4 separate regions of the Homo sapiens genome follow, and regions 2, 3 and 4 are each linked to region 1. Evidence: chromatin loops called from intact Hi-C (ENCODE). Cell type or tissue: OCI-LY7. All regions are shown on one strand. Links, peaks and the distances in the headings refer to the core of each region. The heading gives the core; the rest is flanking DNA.

The links. A loop is a pair of places that touch in the nucleus more often than their neighbours do. Peaks named below come from ENCODE experiments on the same cell type or tissue, not always from the same donor. Only the 100,000 strongest peaks of a DNase experiment are listed, where the experiment ranks them.
Region 2: a loop joins it to region 1, with 4 times the contacts of the local background. A loop is called at or near these places in 1 of 110 quality-filtered maps.
Region 3: a loop joins it to region 1, with 2.2 times the contacts of the local background. A loop is called at or near these places in 1 of 110 quality-filtered maps.
Region 4: a loop joins it to region 1, with 3 times the contacts of the local background. A loop is called at or near these places in 1 of 110 quality-filtered maps.

What each region holds. Positions count from the first base shown.
Region 1 is chr11:26,911,347-26,919,329 of GRCh38, reverse strand. No RefSeq gene overlaps it. Among named protein-coding and RNA genes, the nearest start is that of FIBIN, 79 kb to the left of the region's middle. In OCI-LY7, for the core only: no CTCF peak of the experiment used is centred there; a DNase peak (open chromatin) is centred at 4,159; H3K4me3 peaks cover 2,809 bases; H3K27ac peaks cover 3,495 bases.
Region 2 is chr11:27,496,049-27,504,031 of GRCh38, reverse strand. LIN7C (lin-7 cell polarity scaffold C) reads left to right here. Exons shown (of 5, transcript NM_018362.4): 2 at 2,112-2,230; 3 at 2,466-2,537; 4 at 4,464-4,673; 5 at 5,228-7,983. The coding sequence ends at 5,383. Among named protein-coding and RNA genes, the nearest start is that of LIN7C, 6.7 kb to the left of the region's middle. In OCI-LY7, for the core only: CTCF peaks have their summits at 4,718 (motif pointing right), 6,353 and 6,560 (motif pointing right); DNase peaks (open chromatin) are centred at 4,731 and 6,591.
Region 3 is chr11:26,774,404-26,782,386 of GRCh38, reverse strand. No RefSeq gene overlaps it. Among named protein-coding and RNA genes, the nearest start is that of SLC5A12, 56 kb to the right of the region's middle. In OCI-LY7, for the core only: no CTCF peak of the experiment used is centred there; a DNase peak (open chromatin) is centred at 3,746; H3K27ac peaks cover 1,599 bases.
Region 4 is chr11:26,084,037-26,092,019 of GRCh38, reverse strand. No RefSeq gene overlaps it. Among named protein-coding and RNA genes, the nearest start is that of ANO3-AS1, 200 kb to the left of the region's middle. In OCI-LY7, for the core only: no CTCF peak of the experiment used is centred there; DNase peaks (open chromatin) are centred at 4,279, 4,729, 5,143 and 5,759; H3K4me3 peaks cover 2,977 bases; H3K27ac peaks cover 4,000 bases.

The DNA.
Region 1 (7,983 bases), core at 2,383-6,382:
TGAAATATTTATTCCTCCAGCTGCTGGGAGTACTGCTAGATGACAGCCCTCAGCTGAGATCTCTCTTGCCTGAGCTAATGAAAACTGCCATATTTGTAGTCATTTCCCCTTCCAGGAATAATGTATATTCAATCAATGATCAATGCTGAGTACAAAGTCCTATTCTTCTCCCAATAAGGGAGACTTCTGAAGGGCCATTTCAATTCCCAGATTTCCAGTCATGTGGGACTTCACTGGGACACAGCACAATTTGCCTTTCTCCCCAGTCCTGCCTCCTTCATTTCTTTTTCACAAATACTGAATCCAAGAGCACCCCATAAAAAAATCCTGCATGTTAATCTGTCTGACAATAGCTTTCCTGTGACAACTTGAAACAGTGCCCATGCTTCACAGATGTTGAATAGTTTTAGTATCAGCTATGACTGGGCAGACAGTGGGTGCTAGATTATATCAACCTGGTGTTAAATGCCCTTCAGTTTGAGGATATTTTCTTAAATAATTTATATGGTAATTTCCTTCCCACTATTTTTTTTCCTCTTTCTGGATACCTTTAGTGGAATTTGGACATCCTTGATTGATCCTTTCACTGTCTTATCTTTTTTCCCTTATTTTAAAAATATTTTTTGATCTTTTACTTCTACTGTCTTAATGATTTCTTTGACTTACCTTTGAATATTTTAATTAATTTTTATTTGGCTATTACATACAAATTTCCAAATGATCTTTATTATTGATTGTTTTCTTTCTCTTCCCTCTGTCCTTTTCTCCTCTCTCCCTGTCTCTCTGTGTCTTCTTCCTGGCACCTTTTTATTTCATGAATACAAAATCTTTTCTTATCTCCATGAGTTTACTCTAGTTGATCACTCCAGGTGTGAGGGTAGAGTTATTTGTAAGTAAACACTGAACCTAGACTGTAAACACACTATAAAGCTCTATTCCTTCCCTTTTCTCCCTCCCTCCCTCCTTCCCTCCCTCCATCCCTTCCTTCCTTCCTTCTTTCCCTCCTTCTTTTCTTTTTGTAATTCAATTATCCCTCTCTCCTTTTCCTCCTTCCCTTATTTCTTCTTTTCTTTCTTTCTTCCTTCCTTCCTCTAGTCTCCTCTCCCCTATCACTCTTCATTAATTAATTGAGTACCTACTATGTTCCATCTGTTAGATAAGACACAATAAGGAAGATGAAGCCTCTGTCCCATTAGCTTTAGACCTAAAGCCACTAATCAGGCTTTATAGACTAAATTTAAAAGCAGTATCTCTCACAATCTGAAAGAGAGTTCTTCATGAGGACCTGCAGGTTGATGAGTTCCATGTTTAGCCTGCCGGGTTTTTCATGCAAGCCCTTGTGTTATTATGTTTTGTCTGCTTCCTCTCCATTGACCTCCTCAAACTCTACTTGGCTATAAACTTCTGGTAAATTAAGAGACTAACTTCCGTTTGTATATCTTTCCCCTAGCTTCTGTTTCTCAGCTTCTGACCCCTCTCATTGCCAGAAATCTTATTCTTCACATTGCAGGAGCTCCATAAAGATTGTTAAAATATAAAGTTTAAATAAACAAAGCATGCCACCAGAGAGGGGCAGATAAATTGTGATGGCTATTTAAAGAGGAAATTTCACAAAATTGCACAAATTAGTGCAAAATAAAAAATGAGTAGGTAGAGCCTCGTATTGGGTGAGGTAGAAGCATGATTATAAAATCTGTTTTCTCTGTGGACCAAAAAATTATGCACCCTCTCTGAGCATTGCACTCTGCTCTTAGTAAAATAGGCGTATTTTTTTCTTTGTCTATGTCCCTGGACTGCAGGAGCATAAACTGGATAACATGTGTGAAAACAATCTGAACTCCTTGGAAGTCAGGAGTGACAGACCCAAGGCATGGTATTATGCTTTTCTTACTGAAATTTGGCGTTTAAAATAGTGGCCTAAATAACACTATTTGAAGTTAAAAGGATTAATATATTTTATTTATGATAATCTTTTAATTGCAAGAACCAAAAGGCATATAAAACATTGGTCCCGATGAATGTTAACAATGGGAGTCAATGTTTTTTGAATTAAAGTAGTTGCCTTACTTTATTAGTCAGGAGAGGCTAGACTAATGCTGTGGTAACAAACAACCCCCAAATCCCAATGATTTAACACCTCAAGTTATTTCTCACTAACACAAAAATCGCTGGAAATCCAGACAACTCTCCAGGGCAGCTGCCAGGGCAGTGATTCAGCAATCCATACCACCTCGGTCTTGTGGCTCCACCATCTCAATGTGAGGCTTTCTCCATGATTGCTGGAACACTGGGGAGAAAGAATGGAAAATCATGCAGTGCTTTTCGCTGACTCAGCCTGGAAGTGCCGCATCCCATTCCATTATTATTAGCCGTATATTATTGTCAGAACAAGACACATGACTCCCCCAGTCTCCAAAATGCTGGGAAGCATAGTCTCCCATATACAGAGGAAGGAAAGAAGGTCTGGGTATTGGCGAGATGCAGCAATGTCTACCATACTACCATAGTTACAAATACTGTTAGAGCATGCTCCCAGTTTCATGGATCATAAGGCATGACAGTGATAAAGATGAAAGGAAATCTAGCATTAGCAACTCATTTCAGAGATAGGGAAACTATGGCTTTAATGTCCAAGGACATGAGGTCAGTAATGATGAGTCACCACAAGAACCTAGAGTTCTTGACTCCTAGTTCAGAGCTTCTACCCCATAGCATTGCCCCAGTGCTTTCCTTGGGAGGATAATAGGTATCTCTCACACACAAAATTGATTCCATGATTAAATTAATTCATCAGTAACAGGGTTGAAAATTAGGACAAACAAGGTTTATTTGTAGTAGAACTTCTCAGAGCCTTTAACATAATACAGTATACTGTGAATCTCAGAGTGCTAGAGTGTTAAGAAATTACTGACCAATTTTGAAGAAAGAAACCATCCTCTTACCCTGAGTATTTCTTTTCTTCAGAGTCCTTTCTAAGTGAGGATCATACCTCAGAAAATGCTACATTATCACACTGCCCTTGTAGAATTGTTATGCAGGCAAAGTCAATCTTTGGAAGTTAACATCATAAATATTGGTTAATAAATACATACTCCTTCTCTCCATCCCTACTTAGGCAACCGTTTCTTTCATACCTTGATTTTGAGGACCTTATCCCGTTGATGTATACCATTATTCTTACATTCACACATATTTCAACTCATAGAACAAATCTTTACTGAGAATACACTCTGTGCCAGATCTGATATTAATATTGGATATTTAAAGAAAAACAAGACATAATCTCATTTTTATATTACACATATACTAAAAAGGAGACAGATTCTCAAAGAATGATGCAGCAAAATATTCTACATGCTATTGTAGTCTATGATAGGTATGATATTCTATGGAAGCACAAAATAGATGTGAGAAAATTCTGTTCTTCCTAGTGAGTTAAAACTCTTAGGAGACTTTTACAGGAACTATTTATTAAGTCCCTTCTATTTTTTATTTGCTAAAATACTGTGCAGGATCCCAGCACTGGGCTTTACTCTTACGCCAGTTTCATTGCATCTTATTCACTTTGACCTACCAGGATAATTAGTCAAGGTCTTTTGGAGGCTCTCGTGATAAGTTACGCAGTAGCTCTCCCTTCCTGATCCTGTCATTTGCAGATTTGATCAGCCTCCCTTACATATTTTCATCCAACTCCTTACAACTATTTTGCTGTAAGCAGAGCCAATGACCCACATAGTGAACTACTCTCAGTATTAAAAAATGTCCTGTCACTAGAGAATTATCTTCTGTCCTTAAACCAATTTTGGCCTAAATAAAAACTCTGAAAAATGAAAGTGTTTAAATTGTTCTAAGTGGGCCACTACCTTCCAAATATTCTTCTTACAGAAATTAGAAAAAAAATTCTTATAGAAATTGGAGAAGAGATATTGTACTTGTTACTGATCTTTACTTTTTACATCTCCTTTTCTAAATGTTAATGGAGTTTCTACTGGGGTGCCAGACGTTGTGAAAGGAATGGGAGGGGCGAGGGACAGGAAGTTCAATGTAATTTCCACAGCGACCTCCTAAAGTGAGGTGCTTGTATCATTATTTCACAGGTGCAGAAACTGAGACAATAAGAATTTGCATGTGTTTCCCAGGGACACACGGCCAGTAAGTAGATGAGCTGAAACCGAATCTGGTTTTAGCTGAATCCCACATCAAAACAGGTTTTACTTACAACATATGTGCCTTCTCCTGAGGCCTCACTAGTCTCTAAATGCAAATATGACCACCATTCTGTTGACAATTGAATCCTCTTGCCTTATCACCTGCCAGGTGTCCTCCCATTACCACTGGGAGTCCACATGTATATCTTACGTATATTCTATGCCACTGGTTCCTAAACCCATTATGATTAGAATGCTCTGGGAAGATTTAAAAATTATATTTCTGGGCCTTACCTTTAGAGAATTTTGATTCAGTTGGTCTAGAGTAGAGCCCAGGAGCCTGTATTTTTAAGAAAACTTCTCAGGGGATGTAATGACCATCTAGGTCTGGAACCTGGATGGTCATTAGTATTGTTACATTAAGTTACTCAACTAAGCACAAGAGTTTCTGGTTGATGGCCACCATTTCCTGGTTGATGAAATGGTGGACACTGCCACTGCTTTGCTAGCAGGCACCCTAAGACACTGCTTTGCTAGCAAGCACCCTAAGACCCCAAGATTCTACAGTTGCAGGGTATTCTTTCCATTAGGTTAGGCTTTTAGTTTTAAAAGTGATGGTGCTTGAGCTCTAATATGTTATTGGGTCTGGTTCTCAACTTCAACTTACAGTCTTCTCTCTGTTCAGGAAGCAGGCATACATCTAGAAGTCTGGGCCTGAGGAAAAGTCAAATAATCTTGTCTCAACTTGGATTCCCCGTGAAGTAGATCCTGAGATATTAGTGTATGGAATGGGCAGTTAGTGCATGAGATGAGTTAGTTAATGTATGAGTGTAGAGTTAGTGTATGGGATGTTTATTAAGAATGTCATTGAGATCCATGTTATATTAGTTTGCCAGTGCTACTGCCATACAAAATATCACAGACTAGATGGGTTAAACATCATAAATGTATTTTCTCACAATTCTGGAGACTGGAAGTCCAAGATCAAGGTTGTGGTAGGGCTGCTTTCCTCTGAGGCCTCTCTCCTTGGCCTTCAAATGGCCATCTTCTCCCTGCACCTTCACATGGCTTTTCCTTTGTGCATATGCATGTCTGTGTTTGAATCTCCACTTCTTACAAGAACACCAGTGAGGCTGGATTGAATTCCATTGTAACAGCCTCATTTAAACTTAATTACCTCTTTAAAGGTCCTATCTCCATACACAAACATTTTCTGAGATATTGGGGGTTAGGGTTTCAACATGTGAATTTGGGTAGAAAGAAAATTCAACTCCTAAGACATGTAATATCCAGGACCCTAGATACCCTGGGAGGAGGAGGATGCCCCAAAGAATAGAGAAAGCATTTCACAACCTTGTGGGATATGGTTGCAACATATTGACAATGGATATTGATAACAGGATGTGGGGGTGGTTATGGGTAAATTAAATTATGTCTTAGACTGTTTTCTGTAGCTTATAAAAGAATGCCTAAAACTGGGTAATTTCTAAGTAACAAAATTTATTTCTTAGAGTTCAGGAGTCTGGGCAGTTCAAGGTAGACAGGATACATCTGGTGGGAGCCTTCTTGCTGATGGGGACTCTGTGCAGAGCCCTGCAGTGGCACAGGGAATCACATGGAGAGGGATGAGTGTGCTAGCTCAACTCTCTCTTCCTCTTCTTATAAAGCCAACAGTCCCATTCCCATGATAAACCATTAATCTCTTAAACCATGAATCAATTAATCTATTCATGGATGCAAAGCCCTCATGATCTCATCACCTCTTAAAGCCTCCGCCTCTCAATACCGGCACATTGGAGATTCAATTTCCCCATGAGTTTTGGAGGGGACAGATATTCAAACCAGAGCAGATTAAATTCATTTATTGGAAATAAAGTGTTTATTGCACTCCCAAGTCCATACATACTGTACGATGGAAATACACAGGGTGCTATGAGAATCTTCACACTCAGAGTCAGGTTGGTTGATAGCGAAGACTTTCTGGGAAAATGCCCCAGAGACACCCATACACAATGCTGTTTTGCTTGTCAATATGCCTGTCAAATATTCCATGATGTCAGGCAAACTAATTTGTTGATAATAGTACAGACCAGGAATAAGTTATCTATGAAGTGTCACTTCTAATTTTAAATATTATGAGAAAGGCATTATCTGTCAAAATTTTATTTAAGTGATATTTATGAGTAAGTGCAGTCTTAAACTTGAATGTAGTACACTGGTGTGCTGTAACTGGTGAAAACGTGTTTCATGCTTTCTCATTTTCGGCAAGAGATTGTGACCTCCTTGAGTGCAAATCTGCAAATTTTTAAAATTTAATTTAATATTTTTGCATTGCATAGAACAGTGCCTGACATTAAAGGGCTACTGGCAAAACTGAAAAAAGAGTGGAAGAAAAATAAATACCAAAAAAGTAGAGAAGAAAGAGGTAGATGAAAGAGATATAGGTAAAGGAAGAAGATGGTAGAGAAAGAACAAGAGAAAAACAGTAGAGGGAGAAGGCAAGAAATAAGAGAAGGGACAAGAAGGTTACAAAGGTAGAGTGAGCACTTGGTAAGGAGGAAAAAGTAGAAAGAGGCCAGAGGGGTTAACTAATTTCTCCCATTTCCCCATCACAGAACAGCAGGTTGTGGCTTCCAGGAACCTTCAACCTATACACAAGGTCTCTTCTGCTTCTTTTAGAGAGCCAAACTATGCAATGAGCAATTCCATAAAGCTTGGAGAGCCACCCATAGCTCTTTACTGACAGATTTGAAACCCCTCCTGTAGAGTACACAAGATTCAGGAGAAGATTCTCACTTCCTATGTGAATGTTGTGATATTGGGCAAGGTCATATTGTATTCAGAAAGGGAGATAGGGTAAAACTCACACACTCCTTAAGAGCCAAAGCACAGAGGTGAATTCTAGGTGTTCCAACAGAAGGATCTTCTATTCATATCATTGTATATCATTGTCACCAAAGTTGAATGGAAACATTAAAGATATGACAAGTTTTCCCTTCCTAGAAATATGAAAGTAGGCCGGGTGTGGTGGCTCATGCCTATAATCCCAGCACTTTGGGAAGCTGAAGCAGGCAGATCATGAGATCAGGAGTTCGAGACCATCCTGCCAACATGCTGAAACCCCGTCTCTACTGAAATACAAAAAAAAAAAAAAAAAAAAAAAAAATTAGCCAGGTGTGGTGGCATGCACCTGTAGTTGTAGCTGCTCAGGAGGCTGAGGCAGGGGAATTGCTTGAACCTGGGATGCAGAGGTTGCAGTGAGCCGAGATCGAGCCACTGCACTCTAGCCTGGTGACAGAGTGAGACTTCGTCTCAAGGAAAAAATAAATAAATAAATAAAAATAAAAGTAAGTCTTTCTTTTTGCTTCCTGGGAAAATTGCCTTTTCTCTAACCACATTATTGATTTTCCTCTGTTTTTCAAGCATAAACCCAAACAATTGTATCTTGTTTACATTTCTCTTTTTATGCTTATCATCTACACTAACAGAGAACCTTAACAAATTGGATTCATTAGGAGGTTTGTGCTGTTACAGTGGCTACTTCCGTGCTAACACACTTAAACATAGGAATTGTCTCACATGGCCTTGGCAAAGTCATTATGGAAAGAAAAGGGAGAAATTATAGGTATTTATTTGGGTAGAGGTGCCTAATAGTCTCTTGGAAATGAAATGTGTATCACTTTACAGATCCAGTATGTCAGTGCATTAAGCTTCTTTAGAAATGTACAGCAGTCTTTTTAAGGTTAGGCACCTTTATGAAAGCCATTCTTCTTTGTAAATGAATTATTTTCATAATTGAAACTGCTCATTTCAAGTCCCAGACTGAAAAATGTAA
Region 2 (7,983 bases), core at 2,597-6,596, 580 kb before region 1:
AGCCTGGCCAACATGGTGAAACCCTGTCTCTACTAAAAATACAAAAATTAGCTGGGCCTGGTGGCAGGTACCTGTAGTCCCAGCTACTCGGGAGACTGAGGCACGAGAATCACTTGAACCCTGGAGGCAGAGGTTGCAGTGAGCCAAGATCGTACCACTGCACCCCAGCCTCAGCAACAGAGGGAGACTCCATCTCAAATAAATAAATAAATAATCTTTCTGCCAGGTGTGATGGCCCAAGCCTGTAATCCCAGCACCTTGGGAAGCTGAGGTGGGTGGATCATGAAGTCAGGAGTTTGAGGCCAGCCTGACCAACAGGGTGAAACCCTGTCTCTACTAAAAATACAAAAATTAGCCGAGCATGGTGGTGGACTCCTGTAATCCCAGCTACTCAGGAGGCTGAGGCAGGAGACTTGCTTGAACCTGGGAGGCAGAGGTTGCAGTGAGTGGAGATTGCGCCACTGCACTCCAGCCTGGGCAACAGAGTGAGACTCCATCTCAAATAAATAAATAAATATCTTTCTTTACTACATTTATTCATAGTTTTCTATCTGCAAACACGAAGAAGGCCATACTAACTCTATAAAGAAAAATTTCCAGTCCTTGAGTGTAACGAAATCAGGAACTTCTACTTAAGTCAAAAGGAAGCAAAGCAATAATAGAATACTGGGCATTGTAGTACCAGGGGTACAAAAACAGTATACCAAAACAGTTTTTGGAAAAATAAAAGTAGAGATAGTTAACAGTGTTATAGCTGACTTCCTGAATCTTCTAAAATGTCTCAATTCATAAAACACTTATCCTCACACTTCTCAGTGAGAATTCCCTAATGTGCTTCATACATTTGTATAAATGTATACAACCTCTTAGGGTTTTTTTTGTTTGTTTGTTTGTTTTTGTTTTGTTTGGTTTTTTGTAGATGGAGTTTCACTCTTGTCACCCAGGCTGGAGTGCAGTGGCACAATCTCAGCTCACTGCAACCTCCACCTCCTGGGATCAAGCGCTTCTCCTGCCTCGGCCTCCCAAGTAGCTGGGATTACAGGCACCCGCCACCATGCCTGGCTAATTTTTGTATTTTTTTTAGTAGAGTTGGGGTTTCACCATGTTGGCCAGGCTGGTCTTGAACTCTTGACCTCAGGTGATCCACCCGCCTCGGCCTCCCAAAGTGCTGGGATTACAGGCATAAGCCACTATTCCCAGCCAATATTTCTTATGATTAATTGGTACCAATGTAACATAACACTTTTGCTTGCTAAGCCCTTTTTTATGTATTTTGTGGTTCAGTTGTTAACTGAACTCATAACTCTTCCTCATAACCCTTATATGGAAGGTACTGTTATTTCCATTGTACAGTGAAAGAAACTGAGACATAAGGACATCATGTAACTTGCCCAAGGTCACACAGGTGGTATTGAGACCAGATTGATAAAGCTAATTGTTTTTATTTTTCTTTTTTGTAAACATAAGTGTTGGAGCTTGTTTGAATTAACAGTGTTAATTAAGTTGAAAAAAAATCAGTTTATTTCATTTGTACTGCTTGTTTTTTGCATTTTTATGGTTGTTTTAAATGTGTCCCTGCCACTAACTGCATCTGCTCTCGAGTGGTTATCTACCTATGTATCATGTTTCTTTCGAGGAATGACCAGTGATTTTACTAGCTTATAGTGCCTTGTACTGTTCAGTGCTTTGGTTACTAATAATAATTAGGTAAATTTTTATTGACTAGTTTCTGACAATATTGCTAGCTTTTCTGAAGCAGTACAATGTTCATGTATCGGTCACATTTGAGTCACAGTCCTTTCCGATGACATTTGGTATTTTGTGTTCAATTTGCCTGTGTTTCTCCAAGGTCTTATTTTATGCTTCTGTAATCTCAGTAGTTTTTCCTATCTACTGTAAAATTTAGTGTTCTTACATTTTACATTCTCACCCTCCATGTGTGTACACACACACAGTCTCCTTCCCACCAAATGTGCAAATTCAATGCTTTTTTTCCCCTCGATTGTCTGTATATTATTTGCCCTTGAGGAATGAATCCTAACTGCCCCACTGTTACATAGGCATTGAGAAAACCCTTGGAGAAAATTATCTGTGTGTGTGTTTAACTCTAGATATTTGTAGAGCAATTGAATTATTGGAAAAACTACAAAGGAGTGGAGAAGTACCACCACAGAAACTTCAGGCTTTGCAAAGAGTCCTTCAAAGTGAATTCTGCAATGCTGTGAGAGAGGTGAGTAAACATCATTAAAATTTACAAAAATTTGAGTTAATTAGGTCAGATAATACTCTAAATTTGGGTTCAACATTTCTTAAGAAAAACTTTAGAAAACATTAAAACCAGTCCCTCTCATTTTTGGAATTTCTGATAAAACCATTTTATAAAGATGCATAACTTTGCCTGAAATTTTAACTTCACAGAGAACTCAAGCATGGTATATTCTGAGATATAACTTTGGCTTTTACAGGTATATGAACATGTCTATGAGACTGTGGACATCAGTAGCAGTCCTGAAGTGAGAGCGAACGCTACTGCAAAGGTAAATTTTTTTGTTTTCCAAAAGTAAGAATTCTTCATAAATTAGAAGTTTAAAATATGGAGTTATTAAATTCATAATAAACTTACTTTGAAGACTAACATGTATCTTTCAAGCTACACCAAATTTCTCAAGTACTAAGAAATAAGACATTTGTTTCTATTGCCTTTACATAAATGCTGCATGATAAATAGCTTACATAAGCTATTTTATCATGCAGTTTAGATAATGCAATAGAAATGTACTTGCATACAATATGTATCATGCAATATATAATTGTGTTGTATATGTTATATATATGATACTATATAATATTCATTATACAAAATCTAATCAGAATTTTAAGATATGAATTACTATCCTCATCTTATTGATGAGGAAGCATGAGGTGATTTGCCGCAAACCACACAAATAGCATATGATAGAGCTGGGGTACTTCCCCGAGTTGATTTTTGCTTTCTTCTTTACATTATCTGCATTTCTGTGCCATTGTTTTCCTCAAATAATTTAGGTATTGACCTCACTATTCATGATAGGGGGTTTGAACAGGGTAATATCAGCAGTCGGTGACTTAAATTAATCATCAGCAGATAGTTTTTTATGGATAGTTACTGGCTCACAAAAGGAAATGGTGGATTCTTTGTTGAATACAAATACTTAAACATGTGGATATAGTTTATCAGTGTAGAAAAGACCAGAGAAACATGGTTTTAATTGCTGAGTTGTGTGAGTTTGATAGCCTACTGAATTTCTGAGCCTTAATTCCATTATCTGAAAAATGAGGCCTTTTTCAGAGCTTCGAAGATAACGGGTATTCAGTAAATCTTGATTTCTTCAAAGATAACGGGTGTTCAGTAAATCTTGATTTCTTTCCTCCTCCCCATTTTTGTGATCCATCACAAAAAAATGGTACTAGATAATTACCCTTTAAAGCAAAGTGAAACAAAATCTCAACTTTATAATTAGTTTGGATTAGTCTAAAGTTGAGCTTTAAAGAAGATACGGCTCTGTTTCATCTTCTGTGGGGATTTTTAGTTGTGTCTAGTTAACTAAAGCAACAAAACATTCAGATTGGCTATATGTACCTCTCTTTTTCTCAATATTGAGTTATTTCTTGACATCTTAGATATTTAGTATATAGTACAAATAGTACAGAAGCCAAAATGATTACATATAAGGGCAACTCCATGTTGATTATATAGGTAGGTTGTGTCCTGCACAAAGGCTCCTGAAGGAGTTGGGAGATCCAGATCTAAAGCCCAGGGCTGCTAGCATGCTGGGGAAGGGGTTTTCCTCCTTACCATGTACAATATCAGTCTGCCCAGTAAGTCTGCTTGCCAAGCCCTGCGCATACAGGACTGCACAAAAGAGTGGGCACTGAATGGGCTAGGAATGACCTAAAAAATCATAACAAAAAATCGTAACATTTCCTGCATAACTCGAAATTATTCATTTGTCGTCTCTAAAATACCTTCTGTTTAGCTTACCTTCTCAGAATCACCAGTGAATTTGTGAGCATTCAGACGTCAAAAATACGTGCTCAAAAGTAGTTTTTAAAAAGAGACAAAAGAGGCCAGGCGCAGTGGCTCACGCCTGTAATCCCAGCACTTTGGGAGGCCAAGGCGGGCGGATCACGAGGTCAGGAGATCGAGACCATCCTGGCTAATGTGGTGAAACCCCATCTCTACTAAAAAAAAATACAAAAAAATTAGCCGGGCGTGGTGGCAGGCGCCTGTAGTCTCAGCTACTCAGGAGGCTGAGGCAGGAGAATGGCGTGAAGCCAGGAGGTGGAGCTTGCAGTGAGCCAAGATCACGCCACTGCACTCCAGCCTGTGCGACAGAGCGAGACTCCATCTCGGGGGGAAACAAAAGATGAAAGAACTGAAGTAAATAAAAGTCATATTTTTAATATGTAAAACTTTCTTTCAGGCTACTGTTGCTGCATTTGCTGCCAGTGAAGGACATTCTCATCCTCGAGTTGTTGAGCTACCAAAAACAGAAGAGGGCCTTGGATTCAATATTATGGGAGGCAAAGAACAAAACTCTCCAATCTATATATCCCGAATAATTCCAGGTGGAATTGCTGATAGACATGGGGGCCTCAAACGTGGAGATCAACTCCTCTCTGTTAATGGAGTGGTAAGGATGAATTTTATTTCTATTTGTAGTGATCTGTTGTGACCACCTGGGGGCGTATTTGAGTAATAGGAGAAACCTAAGAAACTTGTGGTTTAGAAATGCCTTGAGGGAATCCTAGGCAGTACTATTAATACAGTGATCCTTTTTTTTAAGCACTATAAGTGTATTTTGCAGTGTAAATTAGCAGTGCTTAATGTCATTTTTATGACATAAGCTCTTTATTAAAGGCAATACATTAAATTAGAAGTCTACCCTCATTTTACTCTTATAAAATGCCAATTGCTTGATCTACTGAAATAATAAGGCATATAGATTAATATGCTAATTATTTGGAACTTAAAAGCCAGCTTTTAGACTATAAACAGAATATGATGTAAGAGAGGATTTCATATAGATTAAAATGGTAAGGCAGGATTATTTCTTAGTTTTGTAATGTTGGAATAATATAACATTAAAACTTTTCTTCATTATATATATTGTAAACATTTTTGCATTTTGAGTTACTTTCAAAACTTAGATATTAGTGTATGGTTGGTTGTTTTTTTTTCCCCTAGAGTGTTGAAGGAGAACATCATGAAAAAGCTGTAGAACTGCTGAAAGCCGCACAAGGAAAGGTTAAATTAGTGGTACGATACACACCCAAAGTCTTAGAAGAAATGGAGTCGCGCTTTGAAAAAATGAGATCAGCAAAACGCAGGCAACAGACCTAATACATTTCAAAACTTGATATTTCATTTTGCGTTTTAGCTAGAGAAGTTTTCCTTGTGACTTACTAATGGCTGCAATGCCAATGATTGTAAGAAAACAAACAAATTTATCATGAAATTCTCCTTGTCATTTTATAAATGCCTATTTTAACATCATTTATGGTTCCAGAGATGCATACACTTTTTTCTGACAAGAAAAAGTAAAAGGTGATGAGGGCAATTCTGTCCTACTGTTTTTACAGGCCTTTTTCAAATGCAGATTTTGTCATAAAGTTGTTATAGATTTTTTAAAATGCTTTTTTAATATTAAAATGTACTTTTACATTCTTAATCTTTTTTTAGAAAGGAAAAGTTTTCTTCATTTAGCTGCTGATTTAAAAGTAAAGTTCTCCAATTCTTTTTTTTTGCTTACTCTATTTTTTTTAACCTGTGAAATTTCTTTACAGTTTTCCAAGAAATTAAGCATAACAGTCTCATCTACGGCAGTTCATTACACTGTCAATGTTAACATCATTGCTGCATTTTGTACTTTGAACACACACATAATATATATAACCAGTGGTAAATCATGACTCAGTACAGTGCAAGTTTTTTCACTTTTACTTAAACATAATATATAATGGATATTCATTTATACTGATTTATGAAAGTAAGTTTTTAAACACTGAAACAATCATTGCTAAAATACATATTCTTAATATTTGAGCATTGAGGCAAGAGGATGTAATTGATAGCATTACTTATTACATCCCTATTTATGTTCAACCGTACATCAAATTATAAATGCAAAACAGGTTCAGATTTCATCTTTTGTGATTTCTTTTAAATACTATTCATTTTTATTTAAATGCACAGTATTTCCCCTATATTTTAGTCCTTCCATTCCTAGAGACAAACCAGTTATTTGGTGGTGGGAAGTAGCTGAAGCAAAGAAGGAAAAGTAATACCTTTAACCTCACTAGCTTCAAGAGTAGACATTCTTACTAGCTCAATTTAAATAATTGATTTTAAATAGGAAGAAAAGAGGATATATTTAAGATACATAGAAATTATGATGTGAAGTATTCATGAGAATCTGTAGATTCCATCAAAATAAGTAGGAACTCATACTAAAATTGTTGGATTTAAAGAGGCAACTTTTGTTTATGATTCAAATATGGGAATTTGAGAAATATTTCATTTGTCCACTGGATGTCACTATTTTACTAAAAGGCAGCTATTAGTGTGGGACTGTGACTGAGGTCTTAAAGACTGAAAGAGTTGGGGTTCATTTTCTGTTACAACTTACAGGAACATTTGTACTTTAAGAAAAATTTAAGTGACAAATGTTAGAAGATGATGGATTGAAAAATATAAGTAATTTGGCATATTGACCCTATATAAAAAAGTGGGCATTTTGTAACATTCCTTCAGGAAGAATAGAATTGTATGCTTTTTTCTGCATGTTTGTGATCACTGTGAGTCTCAGATGATTATTCCAGTTTTCAATGATTTTTCAAAATAAAAGTCAATCAGCATTGTTATTTATCATTAAGGTATTGAACACTGGATTGCATGGTTGAATGTGTCTTTAATCCACTACAAAATGTGCTTGTTATTGATAGGATCATGTTGTTAAATTGTAAATTTTCAAAATTAATTGATGTTTTAAAAATGTTGAGACCAAAGTAGTATAGAAGTATGGACTTAATTTAATTGTAAAATTATTAGAGGTATTTGTTGTAGAGCTTTATATATTAAAGAGAGGTATTGGTGCATATAAAAACAGTAATATTATTGTTATGCTTGTATTCTTGCATTTCAGGGTAAGTAAACCCTGAAGAAATCTTATTTTAGTATAGCTACAGCTGCAGTAGCTTTTAAGTATGTATCAACATTTCATTATAAATTATAGCTTCCTGGTTCTGTGTCTCAGCTGTTTCAGAACTTTCAGCCAAGTTAAATCTTTTTTGGTGTTGAAACTTTTAGTAAGTTGAGTAAGCTATTTTTTTCCCTACGGTAATCCACAATCTGTTCTTTGTGTGGGTTGACACCTATTTATAATTCTTAAAATAAGGGTAGCTCAAAGGAGCCAAGTACAGTAGTTTAGCTTGCTACTGTTGAGCATGAATAGCAGTAGGTTGTTTTCATTAATGCAGTTTTCATAATGTATCCCAGAATTTTAAATCTTGACCATAGAAAAATACAGTCATTCATTGGCAAAGATGTACAGTGGTGGTTTAGTGCAGTGAGGAAATGATGGGAATTTTTATCTTAGAAATGGATGATTCGTGAATAAAACTAGGTACATAGTAAGTGTATGATAGATGTTTGATTTGTAAATTACAAATATAAATTATCACCCCCATTTCCATTTATTTTCTTGATATATCAAAATGTGTTGACTTAGTGATTCTCAATCTTAGCTACATATTAGCCTGGCAGAGCTTTAAAAAATTGATACCTGGGTCCTATTCCATAACAACTAAATCAAAATCACCCTTTTTTTTTTTTTTGTAAAGCTTTCCAGGTGGTTCTAAAGGACACCTAGGGTCAATAACCCATTATAAAATGATCTGATTACACTGGACACTCTTAGGAAGTATCAAAATAGAACAGTTCAA
Region 3 (7,983 bases), core at 2,057-6,056, 140 kb after region 1:
CCACACTGTATATGTATTTCAAAACAACATGTTGCACATGATAAATATATACAATTTTGTAATTGAAAACAAAAACAAAAGCAAACTCTGGCCCATGAAAACTACATACTACTATCTGGAAGACACCAATAAGGATACATATCTCTAGCATACTAGTGGCATATATATAGATTAATATAGATCTCTATCTATCTAGCTAATCAAGAGAGATATCCCACACCTTGAGATGTATAGAACAAATGCAGAGGAAGTCTTAATTGTTTGAATTTAGACATGAATATGTCAAGTAATTTAAAAGATGATTGAAACATAGAATAGAAAAGTAATGTTTGTACTTTTCTCTAAGCTCTTACAAGGCCTGCAGTGCCCCAAGAATTAAGTACTGAATTGTGTATTACAAGATGAAACCTGTGCTAAATTTATAGAAGGTCCCTGGTCAAGTACTCTAGATGATGGAAACAGGAGATTTTCAAGGCAATCTTCTACAGTGGAAAGAAATCTGAACTAAAATTATGAAGATTTGCCTTAGATTTCCCATGCTGCTACTCTCTAACAACTTGAAAAATCATGATATTCCTGAACTCAGTTTCCCCTCTTTAAAATGGCAAATAAATAGTTCTTAGTTACAAGATTATTGGGGAACTCTAATGACATAATACTTGTGAAACAGATTAGCACATTTTAGCTGTGACAATATAAGGGATTCTGTTAGGGAAACTAGGAGCAAGCCTGATTGTTTATCCTTCCCTAACCATGTCACCTCACCTTACTTATTTGAAGGTGAAAAATAAAACAAAACAATGTACAAATGAGAGAAAATTACTTTGAAAGTACAAAGAAAGCAAAAGAAGTTCTGAAGAACTTTGCATCCAGTCAGAGGTTGAAAAGAATGTTATATCAGCCCAAGATAAATTTAGCATCAATCTCCATGTTTTTTTTTCCTTCTTCCCTCCCTTCTAATCTTAAGCTTTGGTTAGTCAAAAGCGCTGAAGTTGAAGCTCACCTCCAGGCCCTGTCAGTTTGAGGTCTTTAGCCAGGTCAGAGTTGCATATCTCTTATCTCAAGAGATAAAAATTATAGTATGGAAAAACTCTACAAATAGTGGGGTGACTATTTTTTTTCCATACTGGGGCACTTTTAAGTGCATACATACTAGTGTTATTCTTTGTTGTAGGAAGTGCATACATTCTAGTGTTATTCTTTGCAACTGGGGCATATAATGACTCTAGGTAAACCTCACTTTTGTGTTTCCAGGCTTTTTGGCTCATGGATTAAATCAATTCACCAACATAATAGCAAAGTTGAATTTTTCTAATTCTATTCTCACAAGCACAATTATGAGAATCATGGTAATTTGAGTGCTCTTTAGGTTTTGCCCCTTTCCAGCTAGTTTATGAAGTCCCCTTAGAGTAACTCCAGTGCTTGTGAATTCATTCCTTTTAGCTAACATAGGAATTTTTACCATTTCCTTCAGCAAATGCAGTGAATGTGGGGAATGTAACCATTTCCACTGTCATGGTATGGTACTAGACATTTTTACTTTACTCGGACATATTGAGTCATGATCTTCTGGTTGTCAAGGAGGCTCTGATATTCTTACCCCTTATGTTTTATCGGTTTCTCATCTTTTCCTGATGTGAGTTTATCAAGTTTATGAACTCCCCTTGTGTGCATTCACAATGTCCTCGTCCTCCTTTCTTATGTTTATGCTTTATATTCCCCTGTCTTCTACAGATTATAAAACATTGCTTTCAAGGTCTCAGTCAAAATTTTAGCTGAATCACTTTTATTTTCAACCACTGTTTCCACTCAAACTTTGGCACTAGTTTCTGGAGAAAAGCATTGAATAAGTGGATAATATGAGTTGCTCCACCACTATTGCACTGACATTAATTTCTCTATAACTGACTGGCTTTGTAACAGTTTAGGTGCTTATTTTTCTAGATGGATTTCTTTAGAATTATCCTTAATAGATTGATTTTTTTTTTTTTAGAATTAACCTTGATTTTTCATAAAAATACAAACCGGGTAGGCAATCACCGTCAGCCTCAGATATGTGTAAATACACTTTTCTTGGTCTAAGATGCACACAATTTAGAAGCTTAATCTAGTATGTCTCACAGGCTATCAAAGATACCACTAGAGGCTGGGCACAGTGGCTCATGTCTGTAATCCCAGCACTCTGCGAGGCCGAGGCAGGCAGTTCACTTGGGGCCTGGAATTCGAGACTAGCCTGGCCAACATGGCAAAACCCCGTCTCTACCAAAAATACCAAAAAAAAAAAAAAAAATGCACCGGATGTGGTGGTGCATGCCTGTAATTTCAGCTACTTTTGAGGCCGAGACAGGAGAATCGCTGGAACCTGGGAGGCGGAGGTGAAGGCTACAGTGAGCCAAGATCGTACCACTGCACTCCAGCCTGGGCAACAGAGCAAGGCTCTGTCTCAGAACAAACAAACAAACAAACAAAGAACATTAGGCAACAGCATGAGATAGTTGCTTATAATATACTAAATTTTGTGCAATAGACTATAAAAGCCGTTTTAGAATGGGGAAGAAAATGGGTGAAACTTGACCTGGACATTAAAGAATCAATTGGTCTAGGGAAGGGATTACATTCTCTAAGGGAGAAAAGGCCTGAATAAAGACGTAGCAGAAGGAATGATTGTGCTTATTTTATAAGAATCCTAGACTGCTTGCACTGAATGATGCATTTGGGGATGTAATTAAAACCAGAGTTGTCTCAGCTAACAGTTACTCAGTTTATGCAGGGGCTTGGAGTTCACTCAACGGAAGGAAGCCATTGTAGGTTTTAGATAAATAGATAGCCATGGATAATCATATTTATAGGATGTCTTAAAATAGGTAATAATGTTAAACAGAGAAAACAGCTAGAATATATTAATAAAAGTTATGTGTGAGATGATACAAATTAAGACTCTAGCAGTGGTGGGGACAGCATGTGGGTTGGGAAGGAAAATGAAATATATTTTAAAGAAACAGCTGACATGACTTGTGAATGGATACAGAAAAATTATTTTTCAATGGCACACTTCAGAGTGCCAAGATTTATGCCTTGGAGGTTACCTCAGAGCATGGGAGAGAGAGGGAGCGTGTGTGTGTGTGAGAGAGAGACAGAGAGGAAGAAAGAGACAGAGAGGAAGAAAGAGACAGAGAGAGAGCACTGGGCTTACAGAAGTCCCTCACACTCACTTTAATTAGAGCAGCACCACTTATCTGTTTTATCTAATAAATTTATTGGATTTTTATGTAGCTCAGATTTGTAAGTTGTCCTATGTATTTGTTTGGTTCTTCTGGTTGCAAATAAGAAAAACAAAAAACAAAAATAAAAGCAAAAACCTCCAGGTTAATTTCAGCTCCCTCACCCTTCCTTATTCAACCTCTTCGAAAGGAGAAATTAATTGGAGAAATCATCACAGAACTGAAAGAAGAGTTGAAGGGCTGTTCAAAAGAAAAAACAAACCCCAGGCCTATTTCAGGGATTTCAGCCAATTGAAATTCATAAATTTTCTCCTCCTTAGGTTGCTTCCATTAAGGTGATTTCATCTGAGGAATCTCACCTTGGTTTTGCTCTCTTACAACTTTACTGTCCTAGGACAGAGAATCAAGCCCTGTGGAATCCAGGCTACTACTTCAGTATACTCTTAGCATGCTTCAGTTTAAGCATACAACCTCTAGGCACTCCTAGCTCAAGGCTGACATGTGGTACTGGTGGGTTTCACGTAAGCAATGAAGCATACAAACCACCAGTAACTTCCCAATTTTGACTCCCAAAACCGGAAAAGAAAAGCAGCCAGGTGCAAAAATGAGAAGACAGGAGATGACATCAACAGTGAGAGTCGTGTCAAGGACCTGATTTTAAATGTGTGGTTGGATTTTGGATACGTGCCTATACAGTGAAACATCCAACAGACAAACATGAAGAATATTAACTTCCAGGAAGGCCAGGATTGGACATAAATATTTGAGTCATCACCACAGGGGCAATAACTAAAACTCTGAGAGTAAATTTCCTTTTGTGAAGGAGAGGGTAACATAGAGAAGAATGAAAGTATAGTTTCCCAATAGAGAAGAATGAAAGGAAGCCTAAGATAAACTGCCTCATCATCTATGTGCAGGGAAAGTATCTATGGTTCCCCCTATGATATCTAGCCATGAACACAGGCTCTTTCGACTGCAAGGCTATAAATCAGAGATGTGACTTATGAATCAAATCGTGGGTTGCTTAATTATCTTAGTCACCCAGCTGATTTGTGTCATGCGAACCCAGCATGTAGCTTCTCCTTCATGCTCTCCCTCTGCATCTGAGCTAGTGCTTCCACATGAACGTCTGCACTGTGATACTGACACATGTACTCCTTTAAAGTTTGCCCAATTACTTCTTTGTAAAAGCTCACTCCAGACAGGAGGTGATGTAGGTATTACCATCCAACTTTTGGAAATAAAAAGAAATTCCATAATTCTGTGAAATCATGCTTATAGTTTTTCACATTTACTACACAGATGTCATTTCATTTTTTGCCTCTGAGCCCTTCACGAGCGTCTTGGGGAGTGGAGAATAAGAGAACCCTTTCAGTGAGAACTACCACTGTCTTCAGTAGCTCACAGCAGTTTTACAGAACGCTAGCTCAGCAAAAGGCACATGCTTCAGAGATCACAGCGCACGACGTAATATTTGCAACCACAGTGAAATTGGCTCAAATAATTTACTTTGAAAAATTCCAGACTGGGGCCAAGATATAGAAAACTAGCTACACAATTTATAGGTACCCTTTAAATCTTCTTTCAGTAAAATTAAATTCCACTCTTTTTCCTATTTCTTGCAACAGCAGCAGTTTCCTGGCACTGCTGACAAGGATTGCTCCTGAGAGTTCCACTCCTTAGAGCAACGGAAGGCTGTTTGCAAACTCTGGATTAACCTGCCAACTAACTGAATGTAAAGCCATCACTCAGGAAGATTCAAAACAATCTCCACTCTGTTTTCCAGGTGGATTATTCCAAGGGCCAGAGCACAACTGGCCTAAGAGAAATCTGTTGAGGTTTGTGAGAAGGAGAGTGCAGCATGGGCTTTGGGATGATACAATTCTGGAATCTAGTGTAAGCTTTTTACACTGCCTCGGCCTCTTTACATTGCCATCCCCTGTGACTGTTCCCTTAGCTTGCTGCATTGCTGACACCTTCTTAATCTTCTCATCTCAGCTTAACTGTCACCTCCCTAAGGAGGCCTTCTCTGAACAGTCCAGTGAAAAATTAGCCCACTTCCTATTCTCCCTCTAATTATTATCATCACAGTCCTGGAGTCATTTATTTCAAAGCATTTTTCTCCAACTGTATGTATTTTGTTTACTTATTTTTTAGTTTCCCCTTTCCTCTAAAAGGCAAGTTACTTGAAGGAAGAACCATACTACATTTGTTTTATGTTTGAGAAGCAGAATATTGCCATGATTCTCAAACATTTTTGGTCTCTGCATCCCTTTATACTCTTAAAAGTTATTAAGGAACCCCAAGAGCTTGTATTTATGTAATTTTTATGATTGATATTTACTATCTTAATAATTAAAAGTGAGAAATTTAAAATATATGTTCATTAAATAATTTAAAAATATTAATAATAAAATTACACGTTAAAATAATGTTTTTAATAAAAATAACTCTTTTTCAAAACATACAAAAGCAATTAGTGTGATGAGTGCCATTGTCTTACTTTTTATAAATCTCTTTAATAGTTGGCTTAGTATATATGCTTCTGAATTCAATTTGTTGTGATAATTTTGGTTGAACATTAAGAATAGTCAAAATATTTCATATATTCTTTTTGATACTGCACTGAAAATTTTGACAATTAGTAATTTCTTAAAGGTTAGTTGCAAAGTGGACTCTGAAACCATAATTATGAACTTCTTGCACTTACATTATAACCCATGGTTTAGCACTTTGAATCATTTACTTGTGAGCAATTTTGTAATATAGATCGATCACTTAAAAAACACTGGTTAACTGAATTATGCATATCTTCCAAATGCTGACACTTTTCATTTTTAATATCATCATTGATACCATGAGAAGAGTCTATTTTTTGTTTTGTTTTGAGACAGAGTCTTGCTCTATTGCCCAGGCTGGAGTGCAGTGGTGCAAGCTTGTTTCACTACAACCTCTGCCTCCCGGGTTCAAGCAATTCTACTGCCTCAGCCTCCCAAGTAGCTGGGACTATAGGTGTGTGCCACCACACCCAGCTAATTTTTGTATTTTTAGTAGAGACAGGGTTTCATCATGTTGGCCAGGATTGTCTCAAACACCTGACCTCAAGTGATCCACCTACCTCGGCCTCCCAAAGTGCTGGGATTACAGGTGTGATCCACCATGCCTCGCTGAGAAGAGTCTTTATTAGGAAGTTATTAAGTGCACAGTGCTAAATATAAGTTTTCAAAAATTCTAGTTTTTGCTTAAAAGCTCAAGTTTTATGAATGGCAATAAATATTGTCATCTTTTTGACTTTGTAGTGACAGGCTCACTTCATTCATTTTTGAGAAATTATCTACAAAATATCCAAGTGTGAGTAACCCTAATTTGTCTCTCATTCTTTGTTCTATTTAAAAAAAAAAATGCCGGGCATGGTGGCTCATGCCTGTAATCCTAGTACTGTGGGAGGTCGAGGTAGGTGGAACACTTAAGGTCAGGAGTTCGAGACCAGCCTGACCAACATGGTGAAACTCCATCACTACCAAAACATACAAAAATTAGCTGGGCGTGGTGGTGTGCAACTGTAATCTCAGCTACTTGGGAGGCTGAGGCACGAGAATTGTTTGAACCCAGGAGGCGGAGGTTGCAGTGAGCTGAGATCACGCCATTGCACTCTACCCTGGGTGACACAGTGAGGTCTTTTCTCAAAAAAAAAAAAAAAATAGTGGCTAGTTCATCTCTCAATTCAAGTAAGCACACCTGTGCTTTTCCTTCAGACAACCATCATAGTTTACAAGCAATATAAAGGGCTTATGTGTACTTGTCATTTCATCATACACAGAATACTGAAAAGACATACATGCAAGTGTTGAGAAGTTAATATGATGAATAATTTTACTGCTTTATCAAGTATAACGTTGACGTCCTTGGCATTAAGAGTTTTATTGTTTTCTGAGTGTGTGAAGAACACAATGACTACCAGTACAGTTCGATGCCACTGCATTCATCTTTGCAATGGCACCAGCAGTTTATCCACAAATATTTTGCCTCATGAGTGTAAATGTTGCTATGAAAAAGGCAAATCATGCCTTAGTGTTATTAGGAAAATAATGTTGGCCTGATGGATCTCATGGAAAGATCTCAAGAGCACTCAGGAGATGGCACTTTGAGGACCACTAAAGCAGTGGTTAGTGGAACAGGTCTATGGCTCTAGATTCTCTGGGTTCATACCTATGCTGTATTCTTTGCCATTGTATTGATAGGCAGGTTGCTCTTTTCTTTGCCTCAGCTTCCTCATCTCTACAAATTTTAGCAAGTTGGGTAAAATAACTACTTCACGAATTGTGAGGATGAAACAAAGTCAAACATGTGGAAAAGCTCTTTTCGTTTTAGGTTCTCTAGAAATATTTTTTCCTAATAATAGAATTTTTTACTTATGGGCTTGCAGTCACATTTTGGTACCTGCTTTATTCTGGCTGTTACTTTTTCCTAGTCTCTGCACTCTTCATGCAAAATGCTCCATCTTATATCTCAATCTCATCAGGCATGAATCTGAATAGCTACTCAGATATGTCAGTGACAGATTAACAGCCAACACATAAGAGTTGTATTATGCTTGGTCTAGTAAAATTTGCAGAGGAGAAAATGTGCAACTTTGATCTAGAAAAGTACTCATAAAAGACAATGCAAACCTGAGTTTATGTAAGTTTCCAAGTTTAATAATCAGTGACGCCTCAGACTTAATTTATAATAACAGCTGCTGAATTAGTTAGGACTATTGTTT
Region 4 (7,983 bases), core at 2,522-6,521, 830 kb after region 1:
CACAGCTGACCAATAATCAACATTAAAACAGGTTTTTAAGACTGATAAAGCAGATTCTGTAGCAATAAGATAGCAACATGACAGAAGGCCGAAAATATATTTCTTTGCTGTATTTTGAAATATCCCTGCAAAGCCGTCTCTTGGGAAAATCTACATTCTGTAGAGAATCCTCTTCCATATCCAAGTCTTTCTCCTGATCCAGAAGAGAATTAACTAAGAGCCTGGCAGCTTTTTACGTCAGTAAGAAACATCCATCCTTCAGGACCAAACCAATGTGCATCATATATGTATTGTCTGATGGCTTATGTCTGCCTAAAATGTATAAAGCCAAGCTGTAAAATGTAAAAGCAAGTTGAAGCCTGACCACTTTGGGCACATGTTCTTGGGATCTCCTGGGGCTGTGTCATGGGTCATGGTCCCTCATATTTGTCTCAGAATATATCTCTTCAAATATTTTGTAGAGTTTGATTCTTTGTTGACATTCTCATCAAGAATTCATACATTAAGTTTTCTATAAGTTAGTGTTGTAAAGGAGCTCAAAGATACTGAATGTTGAAGTCTCCCATTTAATCAGATATGCTACACATATTTCCATTGAAGATACCATAAAATCTTTTGGCTCATTTAAAATTATCTTACAATTTGTCCTACAGTTCACATTTTACAGACTAAGAAACTAAACACAGAGAGGTGCTAGCTTAACCTGAATCCCACAGTGATAAGAGTATGAATGGGAACTAAGATCTGACTCCAGGAACACTTAGTCTATAAGGAAGTGGTTCTCACCTATGCATCTTTTTTGCCCAAGGGCATATTTGGCAATTTCTGGAGGCATTGTTGGTGGTCACAACTTAAGTGTTCTCTGGCATCTAAGGAGTAGAAGCAAAGGATGCTGCTAAACATCAAAGTACTCAGTACAGTCCCCTGTAACAATCACTGAGCTCAAAATGTCAATAGTGCTCATGTTGAGGAAAGATTTTTTTAGGGCATAGACTTTTAATCGGCTCATGCTGAAAACCACAATTCTTTTTCATTTCTAGTTATCACAAATAAACTATTAAGTGAAACAACACATTTTGAAATAACACATGCCAGCTAACATTAAAACTGTTAAAGCACTTGTGAGCTTTCTTTCCTCCATGGTTTCACATCACTTAAATATAAACATTTTCCTTAGTGATATTCTTTATTATGTGTGCCGGCCCTGTGGAGAGTATGCGATGCTGGAGGAGCTCTTTGCAGCAGCATGGGAAGAAATCACAAAGGCACAGACACCAAAGGGAATGCTGTGCTGTTTTCAGAAATTTATTTTGAATAAAAAATACATGAAGCACAATAGGTGAGCCTGCCTTATGTGATTTAGTAACACATCATTTAACTCTCTCTCTCTGCCAGAAGAGGTTGGTAAAATTGCATAGACAGCTATCATAAAGAAAATATTATATGTGGACTTGATATTTAACCCCTTCTGAAGGCCTATAATGTGTTTTAATGTGTCCAACTAGATCTATTACTTTAAATGGAACACATTGTGATAGTTTTACACTATTATTTTCTTATTTGTTCTGCAAACTAAAGTTGTGACATAATTTTATATTATTATTCTATAAATGCTGTAAAATTGCCCAGGTACCTAAAGAGCAGCTCCACTTCTTTTATCTTCTATCTTGTTCTCCATGAAGGTATATATCTAGTTTATGTCCTACGAAGATCCAACTCAGTCAATACCCACAGGTTTTTATTGTCTCTGATAGAAAAAAGTGACTGTCGAGTTTTTGACCAGGTTTCAAGGTCATATCCTAGTATCATGTCTTGCTTTCCTTGTTTTGTTTCTCTCATCCCTATAAATGTCTTCCTTCAGAGATATTTGTGTCTTCCATCGTGGCCTTCCCACCAGTGCCTGCTGTTTCCTAATAGTTACCTGCATGACTATGTGACCCCTGGCTACCCTAATTTTCAGGTTTCTTAAGCTTCTTAACTTCCCCTACAACCTTAACTGTTCAGATCCCCATGCAACAAGTTGCTCCAACTACTATGACTCTAACTTTGTCTTTGGCAGAGACAGGAGAGCAATGCTTGGCATTTTGAAGGAACAGTCCAGACAAGAGATGAGGGTGGCTTAGATGTGTGTTGTAAATGTAGGTGGCAAGAAACGGTCAAAATCTGGATATATTTTGGTGAATTTAAATTTTGAATGCATTTACATGGTAGCACCCGTGTAACTTAAGTACAGATTGAATGTGGGATATGAGAAAAAGATATCAAGAATGACTGCAACATTTTTGTCCTGAACAAAGAGGAGAATGAAATTGCCATTCACTGAGGTTATAAATTTTTTTCTCTATCTACAATTTATTTTGTTATGTCTATGTCCTAAAAAGAATAATTAAATATAATATTGCCAATTATACCAATTAGTTTTAAATTAGCAACTTATGAAGGTTAAATTGATGTATAGTTGAGAAAAAGCAGGTGAAGGGGATTGATACATTAAATAGGTACGTGATTTATTTTTTCATTTTTTTGTGTGTGCAGCCAAAACTTGTGAGATTCAGAGAAAATATATTGCAAATTCTCCTGTTCAGAATAGAATAATTAAGTTCAACATTTCTAAAAGCTGATCCCCAGAAATGTTAATAAATATATACAGCAGGAGCAGCAGCAGGGGCAAAGAATATAATTCAATAATTTGGAATCACTGCTTAAACTGCAAAAGTTATCAAAGCCAGGATATATTAGTAAATTTTGTAAACCTTGAAAAAGGAGGCATTATATGTGTCATTTCTGAGACATATTTATAGTACACTATATTTAAAAAAATCATGGGAGAAGTCCTCGGCAATAATCTATTTGATAATAACAAAAAGATGAAATATAGAATGCTTATGGAACAAAATGGCAGAAAACCAAAATGGGATTGCTATCATGACGGGGTTGCTATCATGACTTTCTCGTGATACATAGTTGTATTATTTTAAAAGTCTTACAATGGTCTGAGACCTATTCACTTTAATTCCATGTTAAACAACTCATCTTTCTTACTAATATTAAAATGAAACAATTTTGGCATTTTTTTCTGTGAAACATGGAAATGTGTTTTAACCACAGGAGTTGAGGATAGGAACATCTTTGTGAACTGTGGTGGAAAATTAAATTTCTTGGAGGAGTCTGTTGACAATGAAGAAATAGAATCTACATCAGTTAAGAACTGTATTGAGCTGCAAGAAATCAAAAGGACCATTCTGGTAGCTTAAACAGAAGAGGATTATTTTTCTCACATGGAAAAATCTGAATGGAAATAATTAGTATTCATTCAGCTACTCAGTGATGACGTTTGGGTCTCTGGGTTTTTTCTTCCACTCTATTATAAATCAACAAGGACCAAAGTCTATGCTTTCTGATTCTACATTCAATAATCTTTAGACTACAATATCTAATTGTCTCAGAGTGAGAGGGTCACTTAGTCAGCTAATAGGTTTTAGGAAGTCATAAATCATTTTGCTTAGAAAAATAAAATGTGAACAAATAACAAGTATGTGCACATACCATTGGCAAACCAAAGTTAATTCCTTCTTAGTGACCCATGATATCATTAGAGAGTTTGGAGACATGGAATTTGTTTTTCAAAAGTCTTTACTACCAAACCCTCATAAATCGAGTTGGGAAATATATTTTCATTGTCTCCAGAAAGATCTGATTTCAAGTTCAAAATATTCTACATATTAAATATATATAATTTTCCTTGGATTATTTAATACCTCTGAAACTGTCTAAATTGGGGATAATGCATTTCAAGAATAATGTGAAGACTAGTTTTTTACCTATGGAAACTTCAAAGCAAATGACCCACCTATCTTATTATGCTGTGTTGACTTTCTGAATACATGCTGCTGCTGATGGTGTTAACTGCTTCTTCATTGATCACTAAAAAACATAGGCTGGCAGATTGTGTTTTTTCCCTCCAAGGCACTACAAGATTTCTTGTCTTGCATGTTCTTCCCAAGACTTGTCAATTCATAACCAAGATTTGCAGTCTATATTCCCTTTATTTGAAATTGATCAGGACTTTTTGAAGTCTCACCAAGTAAAATACAGTGACAGATATTCCATGACTTCCACAACTGCATCACAAAAGGTGATACGGCTTGTTCATGGCACAGCGTCTCTCTTGGGACACTCACCCTGGCAACTTATCTTCCAAGTAATGAGGAAGTCCAGAAAACACTAAGAGCCATCTTGTCTGTGTTGCACATAAGGCCATGGCCAACAGTCAGACTCAACTACCAGACATGTGAGTGAACAAATATTCTGATAATTTCAGTTCCCATTTTAGAGGCACTCCAGCTGTAGCTGGGTAGATTTAAAGAGAACCTGTTTTCATTGAGCTATGCCTAAATTGTAGCTTCATAAACACAATTATATTGCTGTTATTTTAAGCCACAAAATTATTCAATGGATTACTACAGAATAACAGGTAATCGGAAGGGTGATAATATTCATCAAAGTACTGAATAATGAATAACAAAATCCTGAGTCCACAGTTGTCTCCGTAACACATTTTTTTTCAATTTGAAAGATTATGTTTTTGTTTCAGTTTAATCATAAACTCTCTGAATTAAGTAGCTATGTATTTAAATATCATGTTTAACTGTGATTCTGCCTAGTTGGGGGTGGAATGTGACCCCCATTGACAGCTGATATCAAACAGAGATTGAAACAGACCTTCCTAGAGGAATTGAAACCTTACCACAGGTGTCACAGCTAAATTCAGCATCATTTTAAAACATAATATGATTTGGTAGGAGCCAGTTTCCTTTTTCATGTTTTCATACTTAAGCAAGTTATTTTTAAAATAATATATATGGTTATGTGAAATTCATGTTTCTTTATTATCTAAAAAGACTTTAAAAACCACACTATTTTATTTCTTCTCTTGAGTAAGCATGACAATATTTTTACACATATTTCAAAAAATAACGTCTTAATCTATTCTTTTTCATTTGATCTAAACATCCCTTAATGAAATTTAACTTTTCATCTTCAAAGTGTCTCTGTAATAAAGTGTCTTCACAATACAATGTTAGACCTGAAAAAAAAGAAATGCTATATAAAAGGATGTAATCACCATGACTTAAGGGGATGAAAGCCTTCTCAAAGAAAGGATATTATTCCAATCATTGTAACTACCATTTGTAGTGTATTTATCATGGGCTTTGTTTGTTGCTAGGGGGCTTCAAAAAATTATCTCCAATCCTCAATGAAAAGTTGTCAGTTTAGTATGATTTTGTTCCTTTTATATGGAGAGAGAGGAGCTCAGAACATTTAACTCACCTGCTGTTATATAATTAGTAAATGGCAGAAGCAGACACATGATCATATTCTATATTTTATACAACTAAAAATATAAAACAGATGCATCAATATAAATCTAACTCTACCCTTTAATAGAGAACACAATATGTCCTCCTCCTTGGTTGCAAGCGACATAAAACCTTTTTAAAAATTTGTACAGTTTGAAAACTACCATGCCTATCTTCTAAAATGTGTAAATACAACATGTTTATATCCTGTGGATCTGTTTAATACTTGGTCTGAGTTGGAACCTGAAGTATTACTTCCAGATCATTATAAAACATATTTTACCAAGCTATTATAATAATACAGAGAACATCAAGCACCTATAATCTCTTGAAATAAGAGATATATTGCCTTTCCAGAAGGACAATTCACTGAACTAAGTGGAAGCTAAGAGGTCTCCACTTAGCTTCCACTTAGATGAAAGATGAAAAACAAACTCATCTGTCCTTTCATTAAGTGAGATGTCATGAGCTGCTTAAGGCCATTCAGAAAGAAAAAATATACTAGAAGCTCTCAGAGAAGAGGCCTATTTCCTCTCTGCTCTCTACTCTTGTTTATTCGGTCCCACTGGGCCAGGCAGCATTTATTATGGAAGCAAACCCAATTTATTACTGATGATTTTTTAAATTGCTCACTAAGGGCAATTGTTGAGGTACTAGGAAATCCAATTCCATATTTTCCAAAATGCCTGAAGCTAAACTTATGATTAATTCTTTTGATTATCACCAAAGATGCATTTTTAATATTTCTTCCAACATGCAGCAGTCAGTAGAGAAAATGCTTTCAGAAAACAAAAAGAAAAAAAATACACACACAAACACACACACATAAATATTACAGACTCATTGATTCTGAGAACTAAATATTGATATTAATTTTATAGCTATTTTTCCTTAAAATTTTAATAAACTATACAATTACAGAAATAACAGACTAATATTAGCATTTTTAGGGAAAAATTATGCTGATATTTAAACATGGATGTTAAGTATTCAATTTGTTTTCTAATACAATTTTAAATAACTGAAATCTCAAGCTATAAAATCCATATAATTCAGGAAAGACAGATTAGTAGTAATCAAGGTACAATTAATACCTACTGCACCTCTAAGAATAGTGAGAGTCCTCATATTTTTAAATAAATCTCTTCTCTCGAGACTTCTAGGATGCAACTACTACAAACCATCTGACTCCTGCTCAACAAGCAATTTTACTTTGTTTTGTCAATGAACTAGTCAGTTGGAAGTTGGTAAGAAATTTTTTCAAAGGTAAAACTGAATGATCTGTTTTCTACCCCTCAAAAACGTATTTCAGAACACAAAGAATGTTGCATTAACATATACAAAGTCTATTTCTCATATGAAGCTCTTATTGCTACATATTTCCCAAGAAGAAAGAAGGTTTCTCTCTCATCCCTTTAGGCTATTTCCTGACAAAGCCCACTGGAACTTAAAATTCATGCATTTATTTGATATGTTTATTATACATCCCTGTATGCCTGGATCTGATTTGGTTTCTTCTCAAATCGATAACTTCTGCTATTTGGTGTACCCCAGGGCTTAGTCCTTGGACGTTTTGTCTTTCCTAACTACACCTACTCTGTAGGTGATCTCTTTGAATACTATTTATGGTTGATCAATCCAAATGCACATTTAATGCCTATTCTTCTTGTCTGATTTCTAGACAGGCGTAGGCAACTCTCCATTCTTTGGGGTGTTGTATTTTATCACCTGGGCTAAACTGAAATTATGTCTTCAAAATTCTTTTCCCAGTATGTGTCCAGGTTAGTGTTAGCAAAATAGAAATTTGACTGAGAATTGGAAAGTGAAATGAAACAATAGTCATTATACTCTAAGATGCATGTACAGTTGCTTATCCCTTATTTCTGTTTAGTTTCAATGGTTGCAGTTTACTAGTAGTCTAAATATATTAAACAGAAAATTACAAAAATAAACAATTTGTACATTTTAAACCATGTGCTGTTCTGAGCAGCATGATGAAATCTCCTGTTGTCCTGCTCCGTCTTGCCTGAGATGTGAATCAAACCTTTTTGCCTCATATTCATGCTGTCTATGCTATCTGTCCTTTTGCCACTTAGTAGCTGTCTTGGTTATCAGATCGACAGAATGTGACAGGCTTTGTGTTCAAATAACCCTTATTTTACTTAATAATGGTCCCAAAGCATGAGAGTAGTGATGCTAACGTTTCAAATATGACATAAAGAATTTCTAAAATGTGCCTTTTAAGTGAAGAGGTGAAAGTTCTCCACTTAATAAGAAAATAAGATCATATGCTGAGTTTGCTCAACTCTATCATAAGAATGAATCTTCTATCCATGAAATTTTAATGAAGGAAAAAGAAGTTTGCGCTAGTTTTGCTGTTGCGCTATAAACTGCAATTGGCCACAGTGTATGATAAGTGCTTAGTAAGATGGAAAGACATGCAATTTGTGAATGGAAGACATGGACAGAAAATGTGTTCCAACTGACAGCAACTTTCACCAGATAGCACTGAGTCTATATGAAAGTCTTCAGCAAGTGATCCACTGAAGTGAGTGACACCAAGCCACGTCCTGTAGATAAGGTATACACAGATTTAGAAGCACAGATGGTCAATATTGCTTAA